Linked DNA regions of Homo sapiens: region 1 is linked to region 2. A link is an interaction called in ENCODE POLR2A ChIA-PET data of the cell type or tissue named here. Cell type or tissue: PC-3. All regions are shown on one strand. Region 1 has its middle 12 kb from the start of STK32C. Region 2 overlaps DPYSL4 (dihydropyrimidinase like 4).

Region 1 (4,000 bases), 130 kb before region 2:
TTAAGCAAAAGCACTGGAAAGGCCAGGACGGGAGAAAGCACAAATACGTCACACTGAAGCCAGACAAGGAAGCATCTTACAGCCTCAAAATGAATGACCAACCCTCCGCCTCCCAGGTTCAAGCGATTCTCCTGCCTCAGCAGTAGCTGGGATTACAGGTGCCTGCCACCACACCCGGCTAATTTTTTGTATTTTTAGTAGAGACAGGGTTTCACTATGTTGGCCAGGCTGGTCTCGAACTCCTGAACTCCAGCCATCCACCCACCTTGGCCTCCCAAAGTGCTGGGATTATAGGCATGAACGACCATGCCCGGCCCTTAGATGGAAATTTTAAAGAGGTTACAGACCAGAGGGTGAATGAAGTGGCTCTGGGACTAGTTTGGGGACCCTCTGGGGAGCTGGCCTTGGGTCATCTTAGACATTGTCCCAGCAGGCTATGTGGAGGGTGACGTGACTCCAGTTGGCTAGTCTCAACAGAATTCCACATAACAAACCATCCCAAAATTAGTACCATGAACGCCAAGCATTTACCTCTTACTCTGCAGGTGGGCTGGGCTTGGCTGGGCTTGGCTGGGCTTGGTCAGTCTTGGCTCTGGGCCACAGATGCAGCTTGCATCTATTCTATGGGTGTCTCATTCTTCTGTGACAAGCAGGTCACCATGTGCCTCCCATGAACATGCAAAGGTGCAAGACGGTAGCTGTGGGAGGACATCCAGGGCCCACTTCGCTGGCATCCCCCCAACATCCCTTTGACCAGTCAGGCCTCACCGTGTTCCATCCCACTCTCCAGTTGGGCCTCTCTGCTCCCTCCCACCTGACACCCCATTGGCCAAACAAACCACACGGCAAGCCAGTCCCAGGATGGTGAGGTGCACTGCACCCACCCCAAGGCCATGGCAGGGTATGGAGATGTCATTTATTATAAGATGGACAGATAAGCTGGACCAATAATTTACAGATTCCAGCAGAGGGTGAGGACACCCAGATGCGCCAGGACTGTAGGAAATCACAATGATGGCAACGCCTTGGCCTTCCTGGGGACAGGGAGCCCTATTTCCAAATATAGTCACATTCTGAGGAGCCGGGGGTTATAACATCAAGTCTGCCCTTGACCTCACACAAGCCAGGCTCCTCCAGGCCCTCTGCTCCACCAGGCCTCAACGTGGCGCACAAAGGATTGAACGGACGCCAGCATCATTTGTAAGAACTCCAGGCCGCATCCCAAGGGTGACCTAGCCCCCCAAATGCCTGCCTGAGAAAACTTAAGCTGCCCAAAGGATCTCTTCTTGGCTCCAGCAACCCGAGAACAGGGCCCCGTGCCCCAGCCTCTGCGGGGGTGGGACCTCACTTCCATAACCGTGGCCAACAAACCTATTATAGACGGGTCTCCTGTGGACCCACCCTCTTCCCACTCTTAAGTTTTCACTTCCCCAGCTCTCCTGAGCCCCAGCGGACCCCCACCCCTCACTGTCCCTTTAAAACCCACAGTCACCGCCGTGCAGATTCAAGCTGAGTCAGGTCACGCTAGACTCTTCCCCATTGCAACAGTTATGACTAATCACAGTCTGCCCTCACCACTCTGGCAATGGGCTGTGTTTATCTTTAACCAGCATGAAAGTGGAGGACACATTCAGCCATAGCACCCATCCTGCACACCCCCCACCATCCCCTACCTGCCCCCTCCCCAGCCTGGATTGTGGGATGTTCCTGAATTTTTCTCTTGTTTTAGAATTTTATCATTCACACGCGCAATGTGCCATCTAGTTTTTCTTGGCTTTATAAACCTCATAAAAATGTGCCATACTGTATGAGGTCTCCTGTAACTTTTTTTTTTTTCTGGAAACAGCTGTTTCTAAGACTTTTTCTCATTGTTGCTTGAACCTGGGAGGCGGAGGTTGCAGTGAGCCGAGATCGTGCCATTATACTCCACCCTGGGAGAAAGTGTGAGACTCCATCTCAAAAAAAAAAAAATCCATCTAAGGTGCAATAGATGAGTTTTATATTATGTAAATTATGCCTCAATAGAGATGACAAAAGGAAGGGGAAAAAAAAACCCTTGGCTACAAGCCATTGTGAAGACACAATACCACAATTTTTATTCAATTTACAGTAAATTTATACCATCCCCACACTCCCACTTTAGGATGAGTACCCTCAGCCCCTGCATTCCCACAGCTGTCTGCAGTCCATTCCGCTCTCACCCCAGCCCTAGGGAAGCACTGACTCTACACATTTGCCTGGACAATGGGGTGCACATTTTAGGTAAATGGAGTCAGACAGTATGTCGTCTTTTCATCTGGTTTTATGTAGAATAATGATTTTGAGGTCCATCCGTGTAGTAGAAGGCATCAGTATTTCATTCCTTTTTATTGCTGAATAATATTCTGTTGAATGGATATACTATTTGTTTATCTGTTCACCAGATGATGGACATTTGGACTATCTACAGTTTGGGGCTATGAAATCATGCTGCTATGAATATTCATGCACCTATCTTTAAGTCATATATTTTATTTTTCTTGGCTAGATTCCTGGTAGTGAAATTACTGGGTCATATGGTAAGATTATGCTTAAATTTAAAATAAATGAACTGTTTTCCAGTGTAGCTGTATCATGACTGGGCGTGGTGGCTCACGCCTGTAATCCCAGCACTTTGGGAGGCCGAGGTGGGCGGATCACCTGAAGTCAGGATTTCGAGACCAGCCTGGCCAACATGGTGAAACCCCACCTCTACTAAAAATACAAAAACTAGCCGAGTGTGATGATGAGCGCCTGTAATCCCAGCTACTTGGGAGGCTGAGGCAGGAGAATTGCTTTAACCCAGGACGTGGAGGTTGCAGTGAGCCAAGATCACGCCACTGCACTCCAGCCTGGGCGACAAGAGAGAAACTCCATCTCAAAACAAAACAAAAAACAAAGTAGCTGCATCACTTTAACAAAATATGGACTCCAGTTCTGCCACATCCAACCCTTGGTATTGTCTGTTTTTTTTTTTTAATTATGGCAATCCTAGTAAGTGTGTAGTTGTATCTCATGGAGGTTTAAATTTTTACTTGCTTCTTCAGAGGTAGCAACAGTTGGCAGGAAGAAGAAAAAATAAACTAAAAGCAATTTTAAAAATTTTATTTGCCCAGTGACTCATAATGTTTATCACATTTTACATGTGTATCAGCCATGTAGCCATTTGTATGTCTTATTTGGTGAAATGTTTTTTCTTTTCTTTTCTTTTCCTTTTTTTTTTTGTTTTTTGAGGCAAGGTCTCACTCTGTTGCCCAGGCTAGAGTGCAGTGGCGCAATCTCAGCTCACTGCAACCTCCGCCTCCCAGGTTCAAGTAATTCCCCTGCCTCAGCCTCCTAAGTAGCTGGGATTACAGGTGCGCACCACCATGCCTGGCTAATTTTTGTATTTTTAGTAGAGACAGGTTTTCCTATGTTGGCTGGGCTGGTCTCGAACTCCTGACCTCAAGTGATCTGCCCGCCTCGGCCTCCCAAGGTGCTGGGATTACAAGCGTGAGCCACCGTGCCTGGTTTTCCAAGTCTTTTACCTACGTTTTTATTAGATTGTTTTCTTTCTCTCTCTCTCTCTCTTTTTTTTTGAGACATAGTCTCCTTCTGTCGCCCAGGCTGGAGTGCAGTGGCGCGATCTTGGCTCACTGCAACCTCCACCTCCCGGGTTAAAGTGATTCTCCTGCCTCAGCATCCCAAGTAGCTGGGACTACAGGCGCCTGCCACCACTCCCGGCTAATTTTTGTATTTTAAGTAGAGACCAGGTTTCACCATATTGGCCAGGCTGGTCTGGAACTCCTGACCTTGTGATCCACCCTCCTTGGCCTCCCAAAGTGCTGAGATTACAGGTGTGAGCCACTGTGCCCAGACTTTTTTTTTTTTTTTTTTTTGAGACAGAGTCTCACAGGCTGGAGTGCCTTGGTGTGATCTCGGTTCACTGCAACCTTTGCCTCCTGGGTTCAAGCGATTCTCCTGCCTCAGCCCCCCGAGTAGC
Region 2 (4,000 bases):
CCTCCAGCTCCTCCTTGATGCTCTCATGCCATCGGGTGATGTCCACGTGCAGGGAGTAGTCGCAGCAGGCCGCGCTGTCCGCCCGCTCCCGCCACTGCTCGTAGGCCGCCAGCAGGCTCACACCCGTGTCGGGGAAGACGTGGTCCACTGTGAAGGCAGCATGGTCAGCAGCTTCCCCCACTGGTCCCTGGTTCCCACCTCTGCCTCCTCCATGGGAGATTCTGTTTCATGTTCCCAAGAGACCAGAGGACCATTTGAGGGAGACACAGCAGAGGCCACCGGCCCCTGAGAGAGGATGACGCTGCCACGAACCCGTTCTATTGCTTTGTTCAAAGAGGAACCTTCTGTCCCAAGTGCCCCAGCCACCCTCTGAGCACAGAAGGGAGAGGGGAGAAAGGAAAAGCCCCACCCCAAACCATCCCTACTCCCACATCGCACTTGGAGGAGCACAGGAGGTCGGGGCTTTGCCCTGCCTCCAGCTCCTGTCAGGCTGGGTGAGGCACCCCGAGGGCCAGGCTGGGCCAGTGCGCTGTCCAAGGTGCTGGGCCCCACCTCTGGGTGCCTTCCTAGAACAGTGGGAGCTGGGCTGGTTTCCCGAGTGCCCCACAAGACTTGAAAGGGGCCATCCTGCCCCCTGCACACAGCCATCATGCTGCTGCCCCACCAACCACACACCCAAGGCCCGAACACTGCTCACTGGCCTCTCCTGGTGCAGCCAGACACAGCTCCAAGCCAGGTGGTCGGACAGGAGGGCGCACCCGCCAGGGATGCCTTCCTCCAGCACAGCCCTCCCTCGGGCCCCTACTCATCCCAACAAGATGAAGTGGGCACCCAGCCTCCCTGCAGCCACCCACAGTGCCAGCCTGGGCCTGCAGGCCGAGGAAGACAGAGGCAGGATAGAGGCCAGCCTCGTGTCTGTGGTGTTTCTCTGTCTTCGCGGGGACCCACAGCTGGCCGGGTGCCTTGGCACTGGCACGAGGCAGGTGGTCTCGACTGTGCAGACGTCCTGACCGGCTTGGGCCGCCCCCTGAAGGGCGCGAGCAGTGGCCAGTCTCCTCAGACTGCAAGATGGGCTGCTGCTGGTGTTTTCTCCCTTTGTGGCTGAGTAAACCAAACCAAGCTGTGATTTGGTAATGGCTAAATGTCCCGCGAGGTGTTTCAGGGTCCTCAGAGCTGCCCTCCCCGGTGTGCCAGGGACACAAAGCAACTGACGTGCATTAACTCACACATGCCTCAGAAGCTCATGAGGCCAGTGTTCTGTTTTACAGATCAACAAAGTGTGACTTATAAAAGCCAGCTGAGTTTATCTGGAGTCACACAGCTAGAAAACCATACAACCAGGTTCAGCTAGGCTCCTCAGACCCGTTCTCAACCACAGCAGCGATGTCTGTGCCAGACGGACGCCGCAGAGTGAATGGCACCCAAGGCCACACAGTGCAGTCAAGGTCTAGGCTCTGAGGCCTCGTCCTGCCTCCTGAGCTCACCACGTGCTCGTGGTGGGCAGGCGGACTCCACTCACCCACCTGTTAAACTAGGCTTAGCTGAGCCCAGCTGGGCTGAGCTCAGAGGGTTTTAGGAGGAGAGCATGTGAGCCGATGGGTGTCAGGATAGAGCCCGTGCCGGGCACGCAGCCAGCACTACAGAAATAGCAACTCGGGTTATTTTTTGATGGGATAATAATGAGCATTGCTTTTATCTTTTTCTAAAAATACAGTCTCCATCCTTAACTCTTCTTGACATGAGCAAGAACCTTCCAGATATGAAGCTTCCGAGGCATGTGGCTCAAGGTCAAACATGTATCTGGCATTTCAGACAGCATGACCCCTCCCCTCGCCCAAGGCATTTGAGTTTTCCAACCCCCAACTCCGAGCTGGCTACTAGTGCCCAGGGAAGAACAAGTGGACACACGTCAGTCACTGATTTCCAGTCCTGGAAATCCCAGGAGCATTCCAGCACTGGCCACACAGAAACACCCAGAGTGAGACACAGGGATTAGAAAAGCACTCCAGGTTCTCAGACAGATGCAATAAAGGCAGACAGCTGAGAAAGGCACCTTTAGGCGACACTCCTCCTCCCACACACACCTGGCCAGAGAGAGGGGCAGCAGACGCTGGCTGCCCCCTGTAGAGGAGGAGACCCAGACACTCACAGATCATGGTGGTTCCTCCTGCTAGCGCTGCCTTGGTGCCCTGACAGAAGTCGTCAGCCGGTGTCATGCCCAGGACAGGCATCTGCAGCCTTGTGTGGACGTCAACGCCACCAGGAAGGACCATCAGGCCGTGGGCGTCAATGGTCTTGATGCCCCCAGGGACGATGAGGTTTTCTCCGATTTGTCTGAAAGCAGCAGAGATTTCACTGGTTACAGGGAGCCCAGGTCAGAGCCCAGATGGGCTCCCAGCAATGCAGCAGAGCTAAAGGGTTTGCATGAGCTCCAGACCCCGAGGAAAAGGCCAGCACGGCCGGCCACTCACTGGACTAGCTCCTCGGGAGTGCCAGGGAGCAAAGCATCACTCAGCGCAGCTCAGGACGGTCACTGCAGGGTCCAGCCTCACGCAGACGCCACGCCCTGTGGTTTTCCACTCAGGTCCCTGGTTGGTACTTTTTTGACTAGAGGACGGAGCAGCTTGACAAACGGAAGCAGGTGCGCTAATAGATGTGGGCACCAGTATTTAGGAAGCACCTGCTATGAGCCAGGCACCATACTAAGTGCTGCGATGAACAAAGAAACGTGGAAGCTGGTGTCCTGCTTTCGCCCACAGCCACCCAACATACCTCTGCCCTCACCAAAGGCCGGGGCTCTGACAGTGGCCACCAGCTTACTGCTGCCAAGGATGGGTTTAGAAAAGAAGAAACCTCTCCCATGGATTTCACCCAAAAGTCAATGCCTGGATACCACGTGACCAGTGTGTACACAAGAGCTGGGAACTATTTTCACCTGCCTGGATACCACGTGACCAGCGTGTACACACGAGCTGGGAACATACTTTCACCTGCCTGGATACCACGTGACCAGCGTGTACACACGAGCTGGGAACATACTTTCACCTGCCTGGATACCATGTGACCAGCGTGTACACACGAGCTGGGAACTATGTTCATCTGCCTGGATACCACATGACCAGCGTGTACACACGAGCTGGGAACATACTTTCAACTGCCTGGATACCACGTGACCAGTGTGTACACACGAGCTGGGAACTATTTGCACCTGCCTGGATACCACGTGACCAGTGTGTACACAAGAGGTGGGAACATACTTTCACCTGCCTGGATACCACGTGACCAGCGTGTACACACGAGCTGGGAACATACTTTCACCTGCCTGGATACCACGTGACCAGCGTGTACACACGAGCTGGGAACATACTTTCACCTGCCTGGATACCACGTGACCAGCGTGTACACACGAGCTGGGAACATACTTTAACCTGCCTGGATACCATGTGACCAGCGTGTACACACGAGCTGGGAACTATGTTCATCTGCCTGGATACCACATGACCAGCGTGTACACACGAGCTGGGAACATACTTTCATCTGCCTGGATACCACATGACCAGCGTGTACACACGAGCTGGGAACTATTTGCACCTGCCTGGATACCACGTGACCAGTGTGTACACAAGAGGTGGGAACATACTTTCAACTGCCTGGATACCACGTGGCCAGTGTGTACACAAGAGGTGGGAACATACTTTCAACTGCCTGGATACCACGTGGCCAGCGTGTACACACGAGCTGGGAACTATTTGCACCTGCCTGGATACCACGTGACCAGTGTGTACACAAGAGCTGGGAACATACTTTCAACTGCCTGGATACCACGTGACCAGTGTGTACACAAGAGGTGGGAACATACTTTCAACTGCCTGGATACCACGTGGCCAGCGTGTACACACGAGCTGGGAACTATTTGCACCTGCCTGGATACCATGTGACCAGCGTGTACACACGAGCTGGGAACATACTTTCAACTGCCTGGATACCACGTGGCCAGCGT

The links. Peaks named below come from ENCODE experiments on the same cell type or tissue, not always from the same donor. Only the 100,000 strongest peaks of a DNase experiment are listed, where the experiment ranks them.
Region 1: POLR2A ChIA-PET joins it to region 2 with 5 read pairs; 2 of 35 experiments call an interaction of 5 or more read pairs at or near these places.

Annotation. Positions count from the first base shown.
Region 1 is chr10:132,317,864-132,321,863 of GRCh38, reverse strand. It overlaps a transcript of STK32C not described here. Among named protein-coding and RNA genes, the nearest start is that of STK32C, 12 kb to the right of the region's middle. In PC-3, no CTCF peak of the experiment used is centred here; a DNase peak (open chromatin) is centred at 1,553; H3K27ac peaks cover 1,878 bases.
Region 2 is chr10:132,190,992-132,194,991 of GRCh38, reverse strand. It overlaps DPYSL4 (dihydropyrimidinase like 4), which reads right to left. Exons shown (of 14, transcript NM_006426.3): 3 at 2,150-2,334; 4 at 1-147. Among named protein-coding and RNA genes, the nearest start is that of DPYSL4, 6.0 kb to the right of the region's middle. In PC-3, no CTCF peak of the experiment used is centred here; no DNase peak of the experiment used is centred here.